Linked DNA regions of Homo sapiens: region 2 is linked to region 1. Evidence: read pairs that join two places in POLR2A ChIA-PET (ENCODE). Cell type or tissue: Panc1. All regions are shown on one strand. Each heading gives the region's core, and the rest is flanking DNA. Links, peaks and the distances in the headings are about the cores only.

The links. ChIA-PET counts read pairs that join two places held together with the same protein. Peaks named below come from ENCODE experiments on the same cell type or tissue, not always from the same donor. Only the 100,000 strongest peaks of a DNase experiment are listed, where the experiment ranks them.
Region 2: POLR2A ChIA-PET joins it to region 1 with 12 read pairs; 6 of 35 experiments call an interaction of 5 or more read pairs at or near these places.

What each region holds. Positions count from the first base shown.
Region 1 is chr17:31,052,504-31,065,011 of GRCh38, reverse strand. It overlaps the pseudogene LOC646030. Among named protein-coding and RNA genes, the nearest start is that of MIR4733, 36 kb to the left of the region's middle. In Panc1, for the core only: no CTCF peak of the experiment used is centred there; no DNase peak of the experiment used is centred there.
Region 2 is chr17:31,003,193-31,015,700 of GRCh38, reverse strand. It overlaps the pseudogene LOC107984974. Among named protein-coding and RNA genes, the nearest start is that of RNF135, 38 kb to the right of the region's middle. RefSeq lists a silencer at 6,833-6,882 and an enhancer at 6,927-7,428. In Panc1, for the core only: no CTCF peak of the experiment used is centred there; no DNase peak of the experiment used is centred there; H3K4me3 peaks cover 1,385 bases; H3K27ac peaks cover 790 bases.

The DNA.
Region 1 (12,508 bases), core at 1,655-9,654:
CTTACCTATTCCTTCCTCCCCTCTCCACATAGTCAACCACTACTCATCATTAAGACCAAAGCTCAGGTATGCTCCTACTCATCAAAACCCTCCCTAACTCTCTAGACTAGATCAGTGTTCCCTATTACATGATCTCATAAATCCCTAAACATCTCCTGCAGGGTACTTAAGACAGTTTGTCATTACATGACTATGTAATTCTTTTTTTTTGACACGTAGTCTTGCTCTGTTGCCAGACTGGAGTGCAGTGGCAAAATCTCAGCTCACAGCAACCTCCGGCTCCCTGGTTCAAGCTATTCTTCTGCCTCAGCCTCCTGAGTAGCTGGGATTACAGGCATGCACCACCATGCCCAGCTAATTTTTGTATTTTTATTAGTAGAGACAAGGTTCCACCATGTTGGCCAGGATGATCTCAATCTCCTGACCTCGTGATCTGCCCACCTAGGCCTCCCAAAGTGCTGGGATTACAGGTGTGAGCCACCATGCCCAGCCGACTGTGTAATTATTTGGTAAGCATCTCCCTTCCTCAACACAGAGTAAGCACCAAGACAGCAGGGGCCATCCTAGTTGATTCACTGTGATATTCCCTGTGCTTAGCCTGACGCCAGACACACAAGATGAGCTCAAAAAGTATTTGAGTATATGGTGTATCTGGGCAGGATAGGTTTCACAGGTTTTCTGCTTCTTGGTGAGGTCAACCGTCAGTGTTGGATCTGGTCTTTATCTTTGCAAGTTTAGAAACTTAATTTTTCATGGAAGGCCAGCACCTGGAACAGGATTCCTAATAACTACACTTAGAGGATGTCTACTTCCTGACTGTGAGGTCCCTGGGAAAGTAAATTAGTGAGTATTCAGAAGCCCATTTGATGACAAAAGAAAGAGCTTGGTTTTGAGAGGAATTCACTTCTTTTAGGCTGGAAAATTAACCTTGTTTTCTTTTAGTGCATATTTCTTCTACATACAGCTTTCTTTTCACCATTAGAGACCACTGAAATCATCCTTAGTAAGGTCATGGCATATAATAGGAGCTCAATAAGCATCTGAATACATATCTGTGGGTCTTATTTGTTGAATGACTGACACGTGGCCTTATGCTTTGGCTCTCCATTTCTAGACCCCAATTAGTGATTGCCTTTTGTTACAGCATCAGTTGTCCTTGAATCTCTACCATGGAAGTTTGAAAAGAACTAGTGAATATGAGCCAGACCTACAAGATTATAAATTCCTTGAAGTTAAGAATCATTATCAAGGCCAGGAGCGGTGGCTCACGCCTGTAATCCCAGCACTTTGGGAGGCTGAGGCGGGTGGATCACCTGAGGTCAGGAGTTCAAGACCATTTAGTAACTCCATTTTACAGACGAGGAAATGAAACCCAGCAATGATAAAAGACCAGGTGAAAGGTCACCCAGCTAGTAAGTGGCAGAGGCAAGAGGTGAACTGAAGCCTGTCTCACTACGGAGCCCGTATTCTCATGCGCTGTGTGTAGTGCATTCCAGACTGCATTCATCTTGGTATCCCTACAACACCTAAAAAATCAGCATTATATTATGCCTCCCAAACATGTCTATATAGTCAATTGTTGGTTGCAAGCAGCAGAAAACCACTCCGATTATCGTAAGCAGAAAAGAGACTAAGAGGCCACTTTGAATTAAATAGTTTCAAGTTTCTATGAGGCTTCAAAATATGTAAGAAGCAACAAACATTATTAGAAGGTGAAGAATGACGATAGGGATAAGCTGTACAGTATGGGGACTATGATTGATAATAATGTACTGTATATTTGAAATTTGCCATCAAACACACACACACAGAGAGAGAAAGAGAGAGAGAGAGAGAGAGAGAGAGAGAGAGAGAGAGAGAACTATATGGGCCAAAAACCAATAGAGACAGGGGCCCAAGGAGCAGAATACAAGATAATCATCTTTGAGCAGGAAAAAACCTACCAGCATGCCTTGGCCAGATCCTTCCAATGCACATGGATTCTTTTTTTTTTTTTTTTGAGATGGAGTCTTGCCCTGTCACCCAGGCTGGGGTGCAGTGGCGCAATCTCAGCTCACTGTAGCCTCTGCCTCCTGGGTTCCAGAGATTCTCCTGCCTCAGCCTCCTGGGTAGCTGGGATTACAGGCTCATGCCACCATGCCCAGTTAATTTTTGTATTTTTAGTAGAGACAGGGTTTCACCTTGTTGGCCGGGATGGTCTCGAACTCCTGACCTCAGGTGATCTGCCAGCCTCGGCCTCCCAGAGTGCTGGGATTACAGGCGTGAGCCACCACACCCAGCCAATGCACATGGATTCTAGCTTTCCATTCATCTTTGCCTCACACCACACTTTTATTCACAATATAAAGTCTAGGGTGAGAGCATCTGATTGGCCAGCCTGTCATTGGCCTCTGTGCTAACTAAAAGCGTGCTGGGGAAGAGGTTAGTCTCTAGACCTTCCTACTTCCCTAGAGGGAGGGGTAGCTTGCTGTGACTGACAGAGTGGGAATTTCCCCCAAATAGAGGGAGGGCATGGATGCTAGGCTGCCACAAACATTGACAAATGTCCATCACAACAGGGATGCATTAACTCAGGCCTACAACAATCCCTGAAACACAATTTATGTCACGTTCTAGTCCCCTTACTGATATTAGAGAAACCCCAGAAGCACGATTCCAAGTCATCATTTAGCATAGTTTATGCACATGATTCATTTTCATTTTTATTTTAGAAGGTGGCATTTTCTGACCCCCCCCTTGAAGATGCACCCTCTGAGGAGCCTGCAGCCTCCTGCACCTGATGAAAGTGGCCCACTCATGAAAACGCCCAGGCTCCCAGTTGGGGAGAACCATCTCCACCTGAGGGGGGTCCAGATCCAGTGAGAAGAATTGCTTTTTGATTGTTTTTAGATAAAGTGTCTTCAAATAGTGCAGCACTTGCACTTCCTGCCTCGATGGAATTTCAGCGCACCTGGCCTTCCTGCTGCTCACCTGCCCCATCTGTGTTTATCTTCTGCCTAAATCTTGTGAAGGCCAAATGGGTAACGTGAATGCAGCTGGGCCAGCTGTGGCTGGGGGCAGCAACAGCTCCATGTTTTGAGGCCAGATGGAGGCTGCTGTGGTCTAGGGGATGGAGGGGAGCCAGTGGCTGCTGTAGGCCTCCCTGTGCAGTGTGTGGAGCTGCAAGTAGAAGCAGGGCCCAACTGGGGGCGCCACTGGATGAAGCACACCACCCCATCCAAAAGCCTGCTCCTAATGTCCTCAATGAGCTCTCTTTGTTTCTGTTTCTTCTATATATATACCTATCAAATGTGTGTGTGTTTGTGTGTGTATGAAACAGAAAGAAACAAAGATTTCTTTACTCTTTTATCAAAGATATTCACTTGTCAGAGACACTAGAGCAGTGATTCTCAATCCAGGCTGCATATAAACATCAGCTGGGAAGCTTTTATAAATTAAAGCAACTATAAAATAGTTGCAGAGAGCCATGGAGACCTGTAGTGTAGGTGTCTTACAGGCATTTTCAAGTTTTTCTGAGGCTTCAAAATATTTTATATATATTTTATATAGTTTGAGGCCTCGTAAAAACTTGAAAATGCCTGTAAGACACCTAGACTATACGGGCCTCCATGGCTCCGTGCAAAACATGACCAAGCTCAAAAAGACAAGCAAGGTCAGAAGACACCACAGATTTGGCAACAGCCCGTGATCCTTGGGTTCATCTCTAGTCAGAGTGGCTCCTTAAAGTGACACTGGCACTTTTGTGAAACGCTTTCCTGCAGGTTCCTGAGCACACTAATGGAAGCTCTCTCTGAGAATTATGCACGAGAGTGTCATTGTAGAACTCTTTTTAACACATCCACCACAGGTATAATGAAACACAGGCTACATACTGATAAAATGGAAGGACCAAATGAAACAAGCCTATTCATATGCACTTGTGTGTCTCTTTGCATCTGTGGTTTTCAGACTTTGGTGTGCATCAGAATCTCCTACAGGACTTGTTAAACACAGATTGCTGGGCCACACGCTGAGTTTCAGATTCAGTAGGTCTGAGATGAGGCCCCAGGAGTTGCAGCAAGTACTCAGGTCATGCTACTGTGTCACCTGAGGCCCATTTGTGACAGTCTGTCTGTTCTGTGTAATAAAAAAGTTCACATTTGCCTTTTCTCTATGTCTGATATGAGGCTGGCCTGTCTTACATTGGACATCTCTGGGGAGATACCAGGAAAAGGACAGACAAAGCGGAACTGCCTGAAATGATATTCATTAATCTGGATTCTGAGTAGCTAAACTGAAACTTGATTGTGCTCTTACCCCCAGCTCCTCCTGGGCCTGGAACAAAGACAGGCTACATGTGAGGCAGCAGGCATTGGAAGGAGGAGGACTGGGTTAGGGTTAGTTTTAGGGCAAGTGAGTTACCTCCATCCTCACCACCCAGCTATGTAGTAATGAATTAGCCTCTTCTAGATGGTCTGCAGTCTATTACATTGTTATAAAAGTTTGGCTTATATAAGTGTCTAAAAATGTTTTATCATAAAAAATGTTAAACACCTGGAAACTTAGAAAGAATAGTGCAATGAATACCTATATGTACCCAGGAACAAAATTCAATTATTAAAATTTTACCTGTTTGTTTCCTTTTGAGACAAAGTCACATTTTCACCCAGGCTGAACTGCAGTGGCACAATCTCGGCTCACTGCAACCTCTGCCTCCTGGGTTAAAGCAATTCTCATGCCTCAAACCTCCCGAGTAGCTGGGATTACAGGTGTGCGCCATCATGCCGGGCTAATTTTTGTATTTTTTTTTTTTAGTGCAAACAGGGTTTCTCCATGTTGGCCAGGCTGTTCTCGAACTCATGGCCTCAAGTGATCCACCCACCTCAGCCTCCCAAATTGCTGGGATTACAGGCGGGAGCCATCACCCCCAGCCAGTTTGTTTCATTTACATATCATCTATAAGTTTTGCTGACATCATCTCCAAAAAAGCAAGGACGTCTTCTACACAATCACAATGTCATTATCACCTAAATGTTAACAGTATTCCCCAATGTTGTCTTATACCATTTCTTCCTTTTATCCCCAAAATGTCTTTTATGGCTATTGTTTCTTTGAGTCATATACAGAACTTAAGCAATGTCAGGGCTAGGATGAGATGAGTTAAAAAGGCCCCAGAAAACTCAGTAATCAAGAGTAATAATATTGTAATGCAATATTTCAAAAAGTCAAATGAGCTACCTATGCCTGTAGGCCAGCTGCATGTTTTTGCAGGAAAAGTTTTACGGGGCTGGGATTAGCATGAGATGAATGAGGCAGGGTTGTACAAATGTAGGCTCTTTAAACTTCTGATATTTTGTTCACCATGGGTTTTTATATTAATTTTGATTTTGAAAATATTGCATTAAAATTGTATTGCTCTTGATCAATGAGTTTTTGGGCATTCTCTTAAATTTTGCACTTAAGTGCCTCACTCACCTCACCTTAGTAGTGCCAGCCTGACTCTTAATGCTCCGTTCATCTCCACTTCATTCACAACTTTGACTTTTTCGATTCTTTTATTCAGTATTTATGGAGCACACAGCCAGCCGGACAAAATGCTCTGCAGATTAAATTAGAACCCCTGATATAAGAAGGAAATGTTCTAATATCGAACATGACCATATAATGCACAGAAGAAGCAACAAATGACACAGAACAAGAACAGGGAAAGAAGACAGGGACATTTCCCTCATCCATGCCTGGCTCAGGCTCAGGATCTTACTGATCCCCTGCTGATGAAAGACTGGAAATTAAGAACAGAAAAAAGCCCACCCATGACTCCTCTTAGCTCCTACTTCCTCATTTTTCTGCTCCCTTCATGGCCAAACTTCTCTAAAGAATACAACTTAGACTTGTTTCCAGAGACCACACCAGTTGTCTTCCGGTCTGCCCCAGACTCTGAGCTTGCAGACTTCTCTCCTCATGGTGTCACAAAACTTCTTCGTTGATCTCCTGTATTCCCCCCAAAATGGAACCTAAAGCCTTAATAAGATTCAAGTTAAACATTTTGGGGATGATTACCTTAGAAGTGACATGGTGTGCCTCGTGTTGCATCACCTGGAGAGGTATGTGGTGTGTGATTGTCCTGGATTTGTACAGTTTTAATTCCATCAGTTCTGAGTCTATGTGGCTTGGATTCTGAGAAGGAACATTCTATTGACTGTACTATCAAGGCAGAGGGAACTGAAGACTCAGATGAGAACATCATCATACTGTGGAATTTCTAATAGGTAAGAACATTTTGTTTTGTTTCGTTTTGTTTGTTTTTGTTTTTGAGACGGAGTCTCGCTCCGTTGCCAGGCTGGAGTGCAGTGGCACGATCTCGGCTCACTGCAACCTCTGTCTCCTGGGTTCAAGCAATTCCCCTGCCTCAGCCTCCCCAGTAGCTGGGACTACAGGCACGGCCACCATGCTCAGCTAATTTTTGTATTTTTAGTAGAGAAGAGGTTTCACCATGTTGGCCAGGATGGTCTCCATCTCTTGACCTCGTGATCCACCCACCTCGGCCTCCCAAAGTGTTGGGATCACAGGCGTGAGCCACGGCGCCCGGCTGGTAAGAACATTTCTTATTCATTTTATGGAACAATGTGGACGTCTTCCACAAAATTAGTTTACATGTTGAAAACCCTCACGAATTGAACGTCATTTATAAAAGTTATTTATTAAAATGTTTATAATGTAGTTTCCTTATTAAAATAAACTTTTTATTTTGAAATAATTTTAGATTAACAGAAAAGTTGCATGATAGTAAAGAGTCCCATATATTCATTCAGTTGTGAAGCTGGAGTGCAGTGGCCCGATCGTGGCTCATTGCAACCTTGAACTCCTGGGCTCAAGCCATGCTCCCACCTCAGCCTAGTGAGTAGCTGGGACTACAGGCAAGCGCCACATGCCCAGCCGATTTTTAAACTTTTCTGTAGAGATGAGATCTCACTATGTTGCCCTGGCTGCTCTCAAACTCCTGGCCTCAAGCGATCCTCCTGTCTTGGCCTCCCAAAATGCTAGGATTACAGGCATGAGCCACCACACTCAGCCCCATATACTGTTTTCTTTCTTTTACTTTTCTTTTCTTTTCTTTCTTTTTTTTTTTTTTTTTTGAGGAGGAGTCTCACTCTGTTGCCCAGGATGGTGCAATGGCGCAATCTCTGCTCACTGCAACTTCTGCCTCCTGGGTTCAAGTGATTCTCCTGCCTCAGCCTCCTGAGTAGCTGGGATTACAGGCACGTACCACTGCACACAGCTAATTTTTGTATTTTAGCAGAGATGGGGTTTTACCATGTTCCCCAGGCTGGTTTTGAACTCCTGACCTCAAGCAATCCATCCACCTTGGCCTCCCAAAGTGCTGGGATTACAGGCATGAGCCACCATGCCCAGCCTTTTTTTGTTTTCTTTTTTTTCTTTTTTCTGAGACAGAGTCTTGCTGTGTTCCTCAGGCTGGAGTCTGGTGGCACAATCTCTGCTCACTGCAACCTCTGCCTTCCAGGTTCAAGTGATCCTCCTGCCTCAGCCTCCGAGTAGCTGGGATTACAGGCGTGTACCACCATGCCCAGCTAATTTTTGAATTTTTAGTAGAAACGGGGCTTCACCATGTTGGCCAGGCTGGTCTCGAACTCCTGATCTCAAATGATCTGCCCACCTCAGCCTCCCAAAGTGCTGAGATTACAGGCATGAGCCACCATGCCTGACCCCCTTATACTTTGAACCCAGTTTGCCCTAATGTTAAAAATCTTATATAGCTATGACACATTTATCAAAATTAAGACATTAACATTGGTACAATGATATTAACTAAACTATAGATTGTATTCTTTTCCAGGATACCACATATCATTTAGTAACTTTCTCTCTTTCTTAAGGTTGTTGTGATTTTTCAAATTGTGGTAAAATATACATAACATAAAATTTACCATATTAACCATTTTTAAATGTGTGGTTCAGTGACATTAAGTACACTCACATTGTTGTGTAACCATCACCACCATCCATCTCCAGAACGTTTTTATCGTTCCAAACTGAAACTCTGAAACATTAGACAAGTTTCTTTTTAAGTATTAATTTTCAAACCTCCAGTACATTAAATTGAAATAATTTAGCCTGGGCCTGGCTTGGTGGCTCATGCCTATAATTCCAGCACTTTGGGAGGCTGAGATGGGTGGATCACTTCAGGCCAGGAGTTCGAGACTAGCCTGGCCAACATAGTAAAACCCCGTCACTACTAAAATACAAAACTTAGGTGGATGTGGTGGCACATGCCTGTAATCCCAGCTACTTGAGAGGCTGAGGCAGGAGAATTGCTTGAACCTGGGAGGCAGAGGTTGCAGTGAGCTAAGATCATGCCATTACAATCCAGCCTGGGTGACAGAGCAAGACTCTGTCTCAAAAACAAAAAAAAAAAGAAGAAGAAGAAGAAAGAAAAGAAATAATTTAGTTGAACATTCTTGGAGAAAGACTGCTCTCAGGTTATATCAGCTCCTGCTTTTTTCTGCCCTTATTCACATGCCCAGCTTGTATTACCTGCCTCAGTAGAACCTGGTCAAGCAAAAACAAATGCTGTCAGAGTGCCAGATCTATTTCCCTTTCTCCATGTAGCATTACCTTGATTTTGCTTTAGAGATTGCCCCTTACTTTTTGCTTGAAGCTTTAGGGGAATTGTCAGGCATGATGTCTTGTTCTCTGTGTGCCATGGTATGGCGGGTAACTCGAACTCTAGCTGGGTGTGTGAATAAGGGCAGAAAGGAGTCAGAGCTGAAACATCCTGATAATGACATCCTGAAGAACCAACCTTTAACTTCTGTGACTTCCTTCCCCAGAGCTACCCTGGTTCTCGTCCCTATTATTACAGCATTTTTTTAAAAAGACTCTTTCTCGCTCTGTATCTTTCCAATAAGTTCCACTCCCTACCCCCCTTAAGTTAGTCAGAGTCAGGCACAACCAAGAACCCTATTTGATATAGGAAATTATTTTAACACAAAGACCCTTGGAGTCAAATCAATTCCAGAAAAGCATTTAATAATTTATTCTACTCTGTCAACACCAAACTATTGCACAGTGAGAAAAGGCTGTGGTGGAATGATGTCTGGAAGCAGCCTCTCCACCTGAGGAGGGGTCTCTGAGCTCTGAGATTGATGACATAGGTTCTAGAAAAATACATAAAATTAAAAATAGAGAGAGATTCTGCCACATACATGCTCTCAGGCACTTTAGGAACCATATAAGCTGTTTCCTGCCCTTTTCTGGGTACCTTAGTAGAGGGCTGGGTGCGGTGGCTCACGCCTATAATCCCAGCACTTTAGGAGGCCGAGGCGGGCAGATCACGAGGTCAGGAGATTGAGACCATCCTGGCTAACACGGTGAAACCCCGTCTCTCCTAAAAATACAAAAAATTAGCTGGGCGTGGTGGCGGATGCCTGTAGTCCCAGCTACTCGGGAGGCTGAGGCAGGAGAATGGCATGAACCCGGGAGGTGGAATGTGCAGTGAGCCAAGATTGTGCCACTGCACTCCAGCCTGGGCGACAGAGTGAGACTCCGTCTCAAAAAAAAAAAAAAAAAAAAGTAGAGAGAGACTCTGCCACATACATGCTGTCAGGCATTTTAGGAGCCATGTAAGCTGTTTCCTGCCCTTTTCCGGGTACCTTTTGAAAGCCAACATTAGGATAGAAGCATAGAGGCTGTGCCACTAGAAAGATTCTGGTGAGAATCGTGGCTGCTTGTTGCACACGTAACCTAGGTAAGTTACCTGATCCCTGAACCTCAGTTTCCTCATCAGCAAAATGAAAGATGATGTCTCATAAAGCTGTGAGAGTGGAAGAGATCACGTTTGCTGAGCACCTGGAGTGTTGTAGGCATTCACCCTGGTTGTGCCTATTTTTCTCAGACCATTCTTTGCTACTGAAACGACTTCTGCAAAGAAGTTGGGGTGGCTTAGATATTGAACTGGCTTGTTTGGCAGGTTATGTTTGGTGCCTATGCATGAGAAACTGATTGGCCATTCATAGGACACTGAGCAGTTTGGAGACTCAGGACCTCCTGCATCCTCTGTGCTTGAATGTTTGCATGGTCAACAGTTCAGAAGTATGCACATCCTGCTGAGAGCTCCATAGCTCTGTAAGAAGGAAGGATTGGGTCTCTACACCAAATGCAAAGCCTGGCCTGGCACGGTGGCTATGCCTGTAATCCCAGCACTTTGGGAGGCCATGACAGCAGGGTCGCTTAAAGCCAGGAGTTACAGACTAGCCTGGGCAACATAGTGAGACCCCCCCCCCATTTCTACAAAAATAAAAATAAAAATTAGCTGAGTGTGGTGGTACATGCCTGTAGTCCCAGTTACTCTGGAGGCTGAGGTGGGAGAATAGCTTGAGCCTGGGAGGCCAAGGTTGCAGTGAGCCGTCATTGCACCACTGCCCTCTAGCCTGGGTGACAGAGCAAGACCCTGTCTCAAAAGCAAAACAAACACAAACAAACAAAAAACAAATGCAAAACCCCAGGAGCTCTCCCAAGACACTATCGGTCAGTTCTGTAAACAATCACTGGAGGTGCAGAGGAGCTGCCCATCTTCAAGGAGTTCTGTAGCCTCTGACATGGCTGTATGGGGTCAGTTCCCTGAATATAGGTTGCTTTTTCATATTTCTGCAAAGTAGGCCCCTTCTGCCTGGATACCCTTCCCATCTATAATGGCTTATTGAGTGCAGGGCCAGCATTGGAATTGTGCAATGTACAACCTGCACGACTGTAAATAGCAGCCTTGGGTAAGAGAATGGGCTACACAGTCAGGAAAAGCTGCATCTATTTCTCATTTCTGCTATTCATTCTTAGTGAAGAGGTGAGCAGGTTGACTTTATTTATTTATTTATTTATTATTAGTATTTTTTTGAGACAGTGTGTCACTCTGTCACCCAGGCTGGAGTGCAGTGATGCGAGCTTGGCTTAGTGCAACCTCTGCCTCCTGGGTTCAAGTGACTCTCCTTCTTCAGCCTCCTGAGTATCTGGGACTACAGGCATGTGCCACCATGCCCAGCTAATTTTTGTATTTTTAGTAGAGATGGGGTTTCACCATTTTGGTCAGGATGGTCTTGAATGCCTGACCTCAAGCGATACACCTGCCTTGGCCTCCCAAAGTGCTGGGATTACAGGCCTGAGTCACGTGCCCAGCCTATTTATTTATTTATTTGAGACAGGGTCTCGCTCTGTCACCCAGACTAGAGTGTAATGGCATGATCACAGCTCACTGCAGCCTCAACCTCCCGGGCTCAAGCCATCCTCCCACCTCAGCCTCCCAAGTAGCTAGGTCCACAAGTGCATGCTACCATATCCAGCTATTTTTTTTTCTTTTTGTAGAGACAGAGGACTCACTATGTTGCCCAAGCTGGCCTCAAACCCCTAAACTCAAGTGATCCTCCTGCCTCGGCTTCCCAAATCCTGGGATTATAGGTGTGAGCAGCCATGCCCCACCAAGGCGACCTTGCTAAATCTCACTTTCTTCATTTGTGAAGTTGGAATAATTACAGTAGTGACCTCTTAGAGTTGTGAGGATTAAAATAAAACAATATATATAGGGAGATTTTAGCACAGTGCTTGGCATGTAGAAGACGCTTTAAAAAAGCTGTAATAATGATTATTCTTTCTGGCAAACTTTTACTCTACTTTAAAGCCTTTTCCAATTCTTTCCAAAGCTGAGTCAAATGCCTCTTCTATGTGCTCCCATTCCCCACTAGCGCTGCTGCCAGTACCGCTGGGTTCCTTCCAGAACTGTGACCTCTTGACAGCAGGGATTGTGTCTTTTATACTAGGGTCACCAGTACCAATAACAATGCTGGGAACATAGTAGGAACCCAATAAATGCTAGTTAAAGGAATGAACGCATGAATGAATGTCTACATGTTATCTTTGATGGGACCAAAGGGAAGCTTGCTCTTCTTATTTTCTGTTAGAAGCCGATAATGGGAGAAAGAGGCAGAGAAATGGGAACGGAGAGTACGGACTGGACACTTAGCAAACGCAAGTCACTCTTTCCTGTGGTCATTTTTTGGGTGGAAAGAAAACTGAGTGAAACCTTGTTCTAAGCTGGGTCTGAGAAGATAAACAAGCCAAGAGTTCTACCTAGACAATGGCCTGATTCTCCCTGACGGGGGAAGGTGGGAGCCAGACAAACATCCCCTTCCAATTTCCTTCCGTCTGTGCTCAGCTCCTACAAAGTATCACAGCCCACCCCCCTCACCCCCTGCCAAAGCCTTTCCTTCATAGAAGGTGTCTTCAAATCCAAGCCAGGCTCTTATCCGGTGAGATCTTTGAAGGCTGGAAGGAGCTGCAATGAGTCTGAATCACTCCCAACCACAATGGCCTTAGAATGACAGACGGTTTCTGTTTCCAGGGCGTGTTCTAAATTGGATTCTTTTGGTGGCTCAATTTGCTTCCACAAGGCCCCTGCCAACCAGGAGCTGAGATGAGCAGTTTGCATAGATCAAATTATTGAACTTCAAAACACCCATGAAAA
Region 2 (12,508 bases), core at 3,019-11,018, 51 kb after region 1:
GATCTGAGATGGAACAGTTTCATCCCAACACATCCCCTGCTCCCCACATCCTTGGAAAAACTGTCTTGCACAAAACCAGTCCCTGTGCCAAAAAGGTTGGGGACTGCTGCTTTAAATACATACAGGAAAAGGAGGACTTTCCTAGCAATGGAAGAGCGCCAACGAGGGTATGACAATGTAGTATTTAAAAGACTTTGAAGAGTCTAACCAAAGAGTTTGTGCTAAGGTGTAAAAGTAAATACTGTTGGAAATATGCATGAGCCAGTAAGAGGAGCTTAGAAGTCAGACAATAGGGCTTGGACTGATTGAGGTAGATAACAGGGAGCCATTTCAGGTTCTTGAGCATGGCTGTAATTACAGTCATATTTTCCTATCAGTGGTATTCAGGGCCCACTAGGAGAAAGAAAGATTAGAGGCGACCATATATGAAGCTGTTGTAATCATCCAACAGTAGGATGAAAAGACCCTGAACGAGGAAAGTCATATGGAAAGGGAAAGGAAATGAAAATTAAGAGAGCTATTCTGAAAGATCTAATACAAATCAATAAGAAACTTGTATCAAAGATGACAATACAGTTTTCGGCCCAAAGCCATAATGAAAATGATTTTTTTGACAAAAATTTAAAAGGTGGAACTAAAAATGTTAGACAAAAATGACACTTCACATGTTAGACATATTGGAATACAGTAGATTTCCTGTGGACAGCTGAAAATAGTACAACAAAACAGTGTTAAGTGTTGGTGACTGGAGAAATTTTGCATGTTGGTATCAATGCTAATTTTTTTAAGATACTAATTTGCCAAGGTTCAAGGACAGACAAATCACCTATCAGTTCCCCAATTCTATGATTCTGTGATCTATCACCTTCAAATAATAAAGGAAGACCAAAACTTAAGGGTTATGTTTCAAACAAACTTGGTAAGTTAGGGTATTAAATCTATTTGACTATATTGTTCTTGAAGCTGAGTGTTATGCATAGTATTTCAATAACACCTAACCATTTATAAATGTGTTCAATGGAAGAATGTTTTTACCTCCACCCTCAATTCATGAAGTATTTCCTCCTGGGAAGTATTTACTCCATCTTGTTACTTCCGCTCTACTACTTAAACATATAAATTTATGTTTATAAGCAAAAACAAAAAATCACATTTCTATACTTTCCCTTTGGGTGTTATTAAACTAGTTGAAGAATTAAATCTCTCTGCTGGTTTCTTGCTTTTTTAAAAAATTAAAATAAAAAGAATTAAAAATTAGTCAGGCACAGTGGCTCATGCCTGTAATCCCAGCACTTTGGGAGGCTGAGGCGAAAGGATCACTTGAGCCCAGGAGTTTGAGACCAGCCTGGGCAACACAGTAAGACCCCACCTCTACAAAAAAAATTTAAAAGTTAGCCAAGGGTGGTGGCATACGTCTGTAGTCTCAGCTACTCAGGAGGCTGAGGTGGGAGGATCGCTTGAGCCTGGGAGGCTGAGGCTGCAGTAAGCCACGATCATGCCACTGCACTACATCCTGGTTGACAAAGCAAGACCGTATCTCAGGGGGGAAAAAAAATTAAGGATTAAGAAAAACATCTGACAAAGGACTAATATCCAGAATCTACAAAGTATGCAAACAAATCAGCAAGAAAAAAAAAACAAACAATTCCATCAAAAAGTGGGTTAAAGACATGAATAGACAATTCTCAAAAGAAGATATACCAACCAAGATAGGCCAACAAGCTTATGGAAAAATGCTCAACATCACTAAGTATCAGGGAAATGCAAATCAGAACTACAATGCGATGCCACCTCACTCCTGCAAGAATGGCCATAATCAAAAAATAAAAAACAAACAAACAGATGTTGGCATGGATGCAGTGAAAAGGGAACACTTTTACACTGCTGGTGGTAATGTAAACTAGTACAACCACTACGGAAAACAGTGTGGAGATTCCTTAAAGAACTAAAAGTAGATCTACCATTTGATCCAGCAATCCCACTACTGGGTACCTACCCAGAGGAAAAGAAGTCATTATACAAAAAAGATTCTTGCACACGCATGTTTATAGCAGCACAATTTGCAATTGCAAAAATATGGAACCAGCCCAAATACTTATCAGTCAATGAGTGGATAAAGAAAATGTGGTATGTATACACACACACACAAACATACACACACACATATATACACATATATATACACCATGGAATACTATTCAGCCATAAAAAGAAATAATAGCATTCACAGCAACCTGGATAAAATCGGAGACTATTATTCTAAGTGAAGTAACTCAAGAATGAAAAACCTAACATTGTATGTTCTCAGTCACATGGGGGAGCTAAGCTATGAGGATGCAAAGGCATAAGAATGATACACTGGACTATAGGGACTGTGGGAAAGGGTAGGGGTAGTGAGGGATAAAAGACTACACACTGGGTACTGTGTACACTGCTTGGGTGATGGGTCCACCAAAATCTCAGAAATCACCACTAAAGTACTTATTCACGTAATCAAACACCATCTGTTCCCTCAAAATCTACTGAAATAAAAAAATAAAAGAAAACCTTTTTCCATACAAAATGTGGCTTCCAGATCCTTAATTAAGTAGGAAAGTCACAGCCTTTTATGTTTCCTTTCTGTTAAATAACACAATAAACAAAAATACAAGTTCAATATCTTAATTTAAAAAATAGGTTTCAACTTAACCTGATCATATTATTCTACAAAAATTTAATTGAGAACCAAGTTACTCTAATGTGGCCAAAAGCTATCAGGTTTCCTGAAGTTAGTGAGACATCTAGTGGTAAATACAAAGTGGCTAGAGAACTTTGCATTTAAAAAATTTCTTGGCTGGGTGTGGTGGCTCACGCCTGTAATCCCAGCATTTTGGGAGGCCGAGGCTGGCGGATCACGAGATCAGGAGATAGAGGCCATCCTGGCTAACACGGTGAAACCCCATCTCTACTGAAAATACAAAAAATTAGCCGGGCGTGGCGCCATGCACCTGTAGTACCAGCAACTCGGGAGGCTGAGGCAGGAGAATCGCTAGAACCCAGGAGGCACAGGTTGCAGTGAGCTGAGATCGCCCCATTGCACTCCAGCCAAGAGCGAAACTCCATCTCAAATAAATAAATAAATGTCATTATGGTGTATAGGCATACATAAAAACCTGTGTAATAGAATAAAGCTATCATTTTTAAGGCCTTGAATTAATAAAATATGTAGTGAAACAAGATTAAGACGCTAGCATATCTAAAGGGAAATTTTTAAAGTTAAACTTCCTTACATTATAGACAAGGTTAACCTCCTTATTGCCAAGGGCTTTGAAATTAATAATATGAGAAGCAGCATACAAAAACATTAAATTTATAAAAAGGTCTGAAATAAATGTTCTGGAGGAGTAATCTTATTCTACTTCTCTATACCTAAGAATTTAAAATATTAGAAATTACACTAAACTGCTTTTTGCAGCCTTTGGTTTTCAAAAACAATAATGGTCTAAAAATTACCCTAAAGTTTTTACTGTAAAGAATATTTTTCTATCCAAACCATTGTAAGAAAAGCCTGTATCTGACAGTCATATAGGTATAATATAGAAATTATACACTTTATAATCAATTTGTTCTAGAAATATTAGTTGAAGTTGATGGTGTTACTATACACCCCATTTTAATGATCATATGTTAATGTGTCACAAAGAACAGAAGTAGCTTGATGGATGAAATTGGATTCTAACCCCCAATTGCCTGAGGAATCTAAAATTTGGGATCAAATTATTAAATTAGCCCCACCTTCTTAGCACTGACAAATACCAAACAGTTCACTGATTGTGGTTTTAAGAATAATATGTGGTGGCCAGGCGTGGTGGCTCACGCCTGTAATCCCAGCACTTTGGGAGGCCGAGGTGGGCGGATCACTAGATCGGGAGATGGAGATCACCCTGGCCAACATGGTGAAACCCCATCTCTACTAAAAATACAAAAAAAGCCGGGCATGGTGGCAGGCACCTGTAATCCCATCTACTTGGGAGGCTGAGGCAGGAGAATCGCTTGAACCCGGGAGGCGGAGGTTGCAGTGAGCCAAGATCGTGCCACTGCACTCCAGCCTGGGCAAAAAGAGTGAAACTGTGTCTCAAAAAAAAAAAAAAAAAAAGAATAATATGTGGAAAAGTCTAATATCAATTGTGGGCACTGATCTCATGGTTCAAATATTTCCTCTTCTTCAGAAAGAGAGAGTGTGTATGAGTGTGTGAGAGAGTGTGTGTGTGTGTGTGTGTCACCATGCAAGAAATGTTTATACCTTTCAGTAAAAGGGCAATTCCACAATAAGGTTATTACCAAGTAACTAAAGTTTATACAGCATCTTGAAATCAAAGATACTCTATAAATGTAAAATACTAACATGGTATTAACTTAAAGCAAAGAACAATAATTTTAAAACATCTTATAGCCCAAGTGTATTGTAAACCAAATATAAATTCACTGTGAGATCTGTCTTTTTTTAAGTGATTTTTTTTCCTCTATTAGGGAACCCAGGTCTAAACGAATTGTTAAACACTTAGTCTAAAGGTATGCCAAACATTTCTTAAGGTTTTTACAAAGAATCAACTTTTTTTAAAAAAACAAAATGAGGCCTAGGTTAAATATTTTATTTGGCTTCTCAAGATGGACTGAGAAGTTGGGCACCAGCTCCAGACCAATTCCTGGACGCACATCAAACACAGCCCTGTCATTTATCCTGTCAGTCAAAACAATCTTTTCCATCTAACCTTTAATGTTTATGTCCTAAAAAGCTGCTAATTAAATCCAGCTCTTGAGATCTATTTGCTAAAATATATCCCATCTAATTTGTAAATGATGAACAAAAATGAAAAAAAAAAAGTTCACTTTCCTGGCAAAACAGAAGACTCCACTGTAACCAAAGGAGGAAGGACAATGTTTTTAACATTTGTCAAATTTTAAGAGAAAACTATTCAGAGACAAATAGTTGTAAGAAACTCAGAGTACCTCAAACTGTTTTTACTATTAAGTGGACACAGGGTATTTAAAAAATCCTCAGAAAAACCTGAAACAAAATCACTCTATAAATGTAGTTCAATATTCCCTCTTCCCCTAAAATATAAGCATAATCTTTCCTCTTAACAAACTTTACTTATAAATTTTTATAATGTATCATAGGCAGTACGGAAACCACAGATAAACACTTTAAGATCTACTGAGTCATACTTAAAACCTCAACTCATTTTATCTGCAGAAAATCAAAATCCCTATTTTTTCCCTCATTTTCTCTATGTAGCCTTGAGGGAAGTAAATGGAAACAGCTTATTTCTGATGCTTTCTGCACACCTGGGATCGCATGTTCTTTCGATGATCACTGATTCCAGATAGCAACAGATAAACTCTAAAGCAACAAAGATCCCCTAAAAAGGTTTCCACTGACTTCTCCCAATATAAGGACATTGAATGGGGGGAAGTTGGGGGGAAATACAAGTATCCTCCAATCCAGGTTTTCCATTAAGAACCACTCAGTTAATGATTCCCTGCATTTTTCCTTAGGGAAAGCAAAACTTGTCATGAAGGTCATGTATTATTTAAATCGCAGCCAACAGACATTCAAGCTAAATTCTCAAATACCAAATTCACTGCAAGTTTTCATCTAGCTGTACTGGGATCTGACACACATGCATTCAACTACAAAATTAGCCCAAATAAATCTCAAAGTCTAGTGTGGGCAAACATAATTACAGTTTATTCGTACACGTGCACGCACACACAAATCCTCTACGGAAAATTATCTTTCTCACCACTCATCCGAATATAAACGTGGACAATTTATCAGGGGTAAATGGTGAAGGTAGGATAACGTCGTGATTTCAATTCCTTTTCAAACCAAATACAAGTTTTCCTAAAATGGGGGTGACATGTCCATGTAAGAATACCAAAAATGGCACTGTAAGCAAAAATGTACCTGTAATGTTAAAGATTTCATGCGCCTGGAATCATAAACACTTTGTAAGTGTAGTCTTCTATCTAGCAACCCCTCCGGACATTATTTTCCATTTAGAAAAAGGAAGGGGGAGGGTGGGGAGAGTAAGAGAAAGTTTGCTCTAAAGTTTGTATGAGCACATAGTTAGAAAAGTACCCCCTCCCCACCCCCGCCAAAAAGTGTGTTTTTAAAGCAGGTCTGGAGTTAGAAGTGACACAAGTTCTGCGGCCTACAAGGTACAACCCCAAACATGCCACCCTACAATCAGACACTTCCAAAACACAGTGTACAATGAGCCCGAGCCGTCGGATCAGACAGGCACACGGGAAAAGTCAACCTCAGTCTCCTCTCCTCAGAGAGACGTGAGTTTAAGGTGTGCGGCCCCGGCAGCGGTAGCCGGAGGCGGAGAGTAAGGATTTTGCACGCGGGCATAAGTAGGTGTGCAAGGTAACAACCCGGGAACACACACGCACACACTTCCGTTAAGCGCTCCATCTTTAAGGAGTAAACACTCCTTAAAGTTGCGCGCAGTCAGCAACCGGATTCAATAATCCTCGCCACGAGAGCTCTTCATCCCCTTCACGATCCCACCTGGGCGGTAGCCCAGGGGCTCCTCCCCGAGCCCCGAGAGGCAGCATCGGGCTCCTTGACCAAGACTTTCGGACCTGAAATCCGCCTGCGATGCGAACCGATGTAACCTCCCCTCCACAAAAGACCACCCCCCCTCCCCAAGTCATCCTCGGCTTTTTAAAGAATGTCCAAACCGGAGCGAGTGGTTTTCCAATTACTCTCCCTGAACTAGGCCTTCCCATTCCTCCAACCCCCAACTCACCATTGATCGCGATCCTGGCCCTTCCCAAGTCAACAGGCACCCCCCGCCAGCTCGCCCACCCGGCGGCTGCCCAGCCCGGCCCGGCGCTCCCCCTCACCTGTCAGGTGCAGCTTGACGGGCCCGTTCCTCCGGCTTCCGGGGTTGGACATGTCCCCAGCGGCGGAGGCGGCGGGCAGGACGGGGACAGGGGCGACGGCGAGGCGCGGCGGAGTCACCACAGCGTCAGGGGCTGAGGCCCGAGCTTTTGGCGCTGCAACCGCCACGGCCGGAGGGTCCCGGACGTGCCGAGCGTAGTCGTCCTGAGCCGCGGAGGACGCGGGACGCCGAGCTCCCCGCTCCTCCCACTTCTCTTTCCTTGGTCTGGGCTGCACAACTAGGCGGCAGCCGGCCGCCCGCGCCTCCGCAGCATCCTCGCGGCCTCTGCGGCCTTTCCCTCCTCTCGTCTGGGCTAGGCCCAGTAGTCGACGGCGCTGGTCGGCTGAGGCAGGCGGTGCTCCGGCGGCGCCGGAGCAGGACTCTCGGCTTCTCCTCCTCCACCCGCCCTTTTGTCTGAGGGACCCGGGATTTTGCTTTTCCCTTATAGAAATGGTGGAGTCAGTGAAGAAATTAGCAGGGATGGATGTGGAGCTGACAGCTGAAGAAAGAAACCTCCTATCTGTTACATATAAGAATGTGATTGGAGCTAGAAGAGCCTCCTGGAGAATAATCAGCAGCCTTGAACAGAAAGAAGGAACAAGGGAGGAGAAGACAAGCTAAAAATGATTCGGAAATACCGGCAAATGGTGAGACTGTTGTACAACAGTCCCCCCTTATCCGCAGTTTGAGTTACCAGTGGTACAGTACAATAAGATATTTTTAGAGAAAAGAGACTACGTTCATGTAACTTCTATTAGAGTATGTTATAATTGTTCTGGTATTAATCTTTTTCTGTGCCTAGTTTATAAATTAAACTTTACCATGAGTATGTATGTACAGAACAAAACATAGTATATATAAAGTTTGGTGTTGTCCATGGTTTCAGCGTATCCACTGGGGGGGGTCTCAGAATGGATCCCTCTCAGATAAAAGGGAACTATCGTATTTTCAAGAAAAATGATGATGATGTGTTTTGGGTTAAATTTGTCCCATTCTTCTTTTTATTGAAAGACTAAGGTTTTTTTTTTTTTTTTTCTAATCCAATATCGTTGTTTTTAATCTCTGGGTTTTATACAACAGAAATTATCTGGGGGAAGGAAGCTCTTGTTACCTGAATATGTCCTAATTTTTGTCTCTTATTTTTATGGTTTTAGAAAATGTCTCTGAAAAGGGAGGCTTGTTTCTGTTGAGTGTCTGGCTTAGTTCTCAGGCTTATGTCTGTCAGTAATTTGGCCATAGTTGTTGGCATTCGAGGTCACAGCCTAGTGCTCACATGACTGTATATGTAGTACACATTTTATATCTTGGTAGAGTTGTGTCTTTTGCTCACGTGGATTAGGCTATAGAATATTCCACGGCAGAGGCGAATAACTTTTTCTCCTGGAAGCTGCAGTAGTGGGCAAAAAAGTGAGACCCTGTCCCTAAAAATAAAGTTGTAAAGCTTGGCCGGGTGCAGTGGCTCACGCCTGTAATCCCAGCACTTTGGGAGGCCAAGGCGGGTGGATCACAAGGTCAGGAGATCGAGACCATCCTGGCTAACACGGTGAAACCCCGTCTCCACTAAAAAAAAAAAAAAAAAAAAAAAAAAAAAAATTCTCCAGGCGTGGTGGTGGGCGCCTGTAGTCCCAGCTACTCCGGAGGCTGAGGCAGGAGAATGGCGTGAGCCCGGGAGGCGGAGCTTGCAGTGAGCCGAGATTGCGCCACTGCACTCCAGCCTGGGCAACACAGCGAGACTCCGTCTCAAAATAAATAAATAAATAAAAAAGTTGTAGGCTGGGATTGATGTTACCATTACTATGAAATATGTTGGGTCAAAGAATTTCGATGACCAATAGACAAGTTTTGTGTCCCAGAGGAATGAGGAAGTAAGAAAGTTCAAAGTGCTGAAGAAAGAAGTCCATGAGCTACACTGTGGGACTTGGGCTAGCTAGGAAATGGAAGCAGGAAGCAAAGAGAGCAACTGATAAATTGGGAGAAGATGTGAAAAGTTCAAGTCTGGATGTCTTAGGTGAGATATATGCATAAGAAAGAAAGAAAGAGGAGAGAGAGAGAGAGAGGGAGAGAGAGAGAGAGAAAAGAAGGAAAAGAAAGAGAAAGAAAGAGAAGAAAGGGAAAGAAAGAAAGAGAGGAAAGAAAGAGAAAGAAAGGAAAGAAAGAAAGAAAGAAAGAAAGAAAGAAAGAAAGAAAGAAAGAAAGAAAGAAAGAAAGGGAGAGAGTGTAGATGTCTTGATGAGTCCCTAAGTAGAAACACGAAGAGAAAAGGAACTAAAAGAGGAAGCCACGGCCAAGAGTGGAGCATTACAATGTTAAGACTTCTAGTATGGAGCAGCACAGTTAGGGGTATGGACAAGTGCAAGTCTTGGAGTAGAAAGCAAAGAACTCTGTTGAATGGAACGTGGCCACACCATACCTTGGTGTGATCTCAGGTTTTGGATAGGTTGGCTGTAGATAGTCATTGAATGTGGGAGAACAGCCTAGAGAGCTATTAATGACAGAAACTGACAAATAGAATGTAGAATATTAGCTTGTGAGGAGGAAGGGTTTGGAGTAACAGGAAAGTAGTCATTGAGTATGTGAGGAGCTAGGAGAACATGGAAATCTTTCTTCTCCTACAGCAGTCTCTATCTGAAAAACCATCAGGGAGATAGTTTATTCAGAAAATAGTTTTGCTTAGCTAAGATAAGGATGCAATTTCGGAAGAAAGAATGAAAGAATGTTTTACAGTGGAAAGCAGGTTCCAGGGCCATGAGAGGAACCTCGAAAGGTTCAACAGTAGTGCCATGAGTTCATAGAAAATAGGAAGCAAGCGGCCAGGCACAGTGGGTCACGCCTGTAAATCTCAGCACTATGGGAGGCCGAGGCAGGCGGATCACGGGGACAGGAGATAGTGACCATCCTGGCTAACATGGTGAAACTCTGTCTCTACTAAAAAAAAAAAAAAAAAAATTAGCCGGGCATGGTGGTGGTGCCTATAGTCCCAGCTACTCGGGAAGCTGAGGCAGGAGAATGGCGTGAACCCGGGAGGCGGAGGTTGCAGTGAGCTGAGATTGCGCCATTGCACTCCAGCCTGAGGGACAAAGCAAAACTCCATCTCAAAATAATAATAATAATAACATAAAATAAAATAAAAATAAGGCCAGCACAGTGGCTCACCCCTGTAATCCCAGCACTCTGGGAGGCCAAGGCGGGTGGATCACTTGAGGTCAGGAGTTCAAGACCAGCCTGGCCAACACTGGGAAACCTGGTCTCTACTAAAAATGTAAAAAATTAGCCAGGCATGATGGCACATGCCCATAATCCCAGCTACTCAGGAGGCTGAGGCAGGAGAATCACTTGAACCTGGGAGACGGAGGTTGCAGTGAGCCGAGATTGTGCCACTGCACTCCAGCCTGGGTGATAGAGCGAGACTGTCTCAAAAACAAAACAAAACAAAATAGTATTTGAGAGAGAAGCAAGGGACAGATAGATATAACTATTTTAGAGGTTTCCTCAAGCCTAACAAGATGGTGGCTTCCTGCTTAGCAGGTGGTCTTCCAGGAACCCAAAGCCCCGGACCCAATAGTGGGTTCAACAGAACTATCCAGCAGCTGCTTCACCAGAGTGTGTGAGGTGGAAGAGAAGAGAGAAGGACAGAAGCAGCCCATGGCACTGATGAGAACACTCCATTCTCCTCAACCCCCAGGAAAAAAAAACACTTGAGAGACAAGGCCTGATAGAAAACAAATTTTTGAGAACAATGTCCCCAGATAGCGCAGAAAGCTGCCAAAGGAGTTCCTCGTGCTCTCCTATGAAGCAGTGTGTCTCCGCTATAGACTGAATGTTTGTGTTCTCCCAAAATTCATGTACTGAAATCCTAACTCCCAATATGACAGTCCTGGGAGGTGATTGGGTCATGAAGATAGAGCCTTCATGAATGAGATTAGTGACCTTATAAAAGGGACTGTAATCCTAGCACTTTGGGAGGCTGAGTTGGGTGGATCACCAGAGGTCAGGAGTTCAAGACCAGCCTAGCCTAGCCAACATGGTGAAACCCCGTCTGTACTAATAAATACAAAAATTAGCTGGGTATGGTGGCAGGCACCTATAATCCCAGCTACTCAAGAGGCTGAGGCAGGAAGAATTGCTTGAACCTGGGAGGCAGAGGTTGCAGTGAGCCCAGGTCACACCACTTCACCCCAGCCTGGGTGATAGAGCAAGACTCTGTCTCAAAAAAAAAAAAAAAAAAAAAAAAACGGCGGGGGAACTCCTGAGAGCTCCCTCACTAGACACCAAATCTGCCAGCACCTTGATTTTGGACTTCCCAGCCTCCAGAACTATGAGAAATAAATTTGCTTTCTTTTCTTTTTTCATTTTTTTCCTTTCTTTTTCTTTTCTTTTCTTTTCTCTTTTCCCCCCTGTCTCTCTCTCTCTCTCTCTTGCTCTCTCTCTTCCTCCCTCCTCTCTCTCTCTCTCTCTCTCTTTCTTTTAGATGGCCTTGCTCTGTCACCCAGGCTGGGGTGCAGTGGCATGATCACAGCTCACTGCAGCCTTGACCTCCTGGGCCCATGCAGTCCTCCAGCCTTAGCCTCCAGAGTATCTGGGACTGCAGGCACATGCCATCACACTCAGCTAATATAAAATGTTTTTGTGGAGACGGGATCTCATTTAGTTGTCCAGGCTGGTCTCAAACTCCTGGGCTCAAGTGATCCTCCTGCTTTGGCCTCCCAAAGTGCTGGGATTGCAGGAGTGAGTCGCCATACCCAGCTGAGAAATAAATTTCTGTTTTTTGTAAGCCACCCAGTCTATGGGAGTCTGTTATAGTAGCCCGAATGGACTAAGATAGCCCCAAGGAAAGTCTTTCTGGCTTGGTCCATAGGCAGATGATTTCCTCGCCCCCACAGTGCAGACCCCAGTGAGAGGTCCTTCATCCACTGGCATTTCAGCTTTAGTTATTCTCCTTTGGAGATTTTGTGTTTTGTTTGAAGGAAGGACACTATATTCTACAGTGTCCTGGAAGAGATATGCTGACACAAAGTGCAAGCCAAAAGCAAAGCAATCAAAAGTGATAGCCTTCTTTCCTTTCCTATGTTTCTGATTCTAGTGCTCTGGCTCCAGTCTGGGGACATCATGTGGCAGGCAGATAAAACCAACACTCACAGAGGCCTCATTGCAATACATACTGTCTGAGAGGACAATATTTAACCAAAAAACCTCAAGAGGCTGAAACCCTTCACTCCAAACTCTGAATCTTGGCTCAAAAGGCAAATATCAAATTAACTCTGGGTTAGAAGATAAAAGCTCCATGATGCAGAAAGTGAGGGCCTATAGCTTCTTTTTACTTATTTATTTATTTATTTATTTATTTATTTATTTATTTTTGAGACAGAATCTCGCTCTGTCACCCAGGATGGAGTGCAGTTGCGTGATCTCGGCTCACTGCAACCTCCACTTCCCAGGTTCAAGCGATTCTCCTGCCCCAGCCTCCCAAGTAGCTGGGACTACAGGTGCCCGCCACCATGCCCAGCTAATTTTATTATTTTTAGTAGAGACAGGGTTTCACCATATTGGCCTGGATGGTCTCGAACTCCTTACCT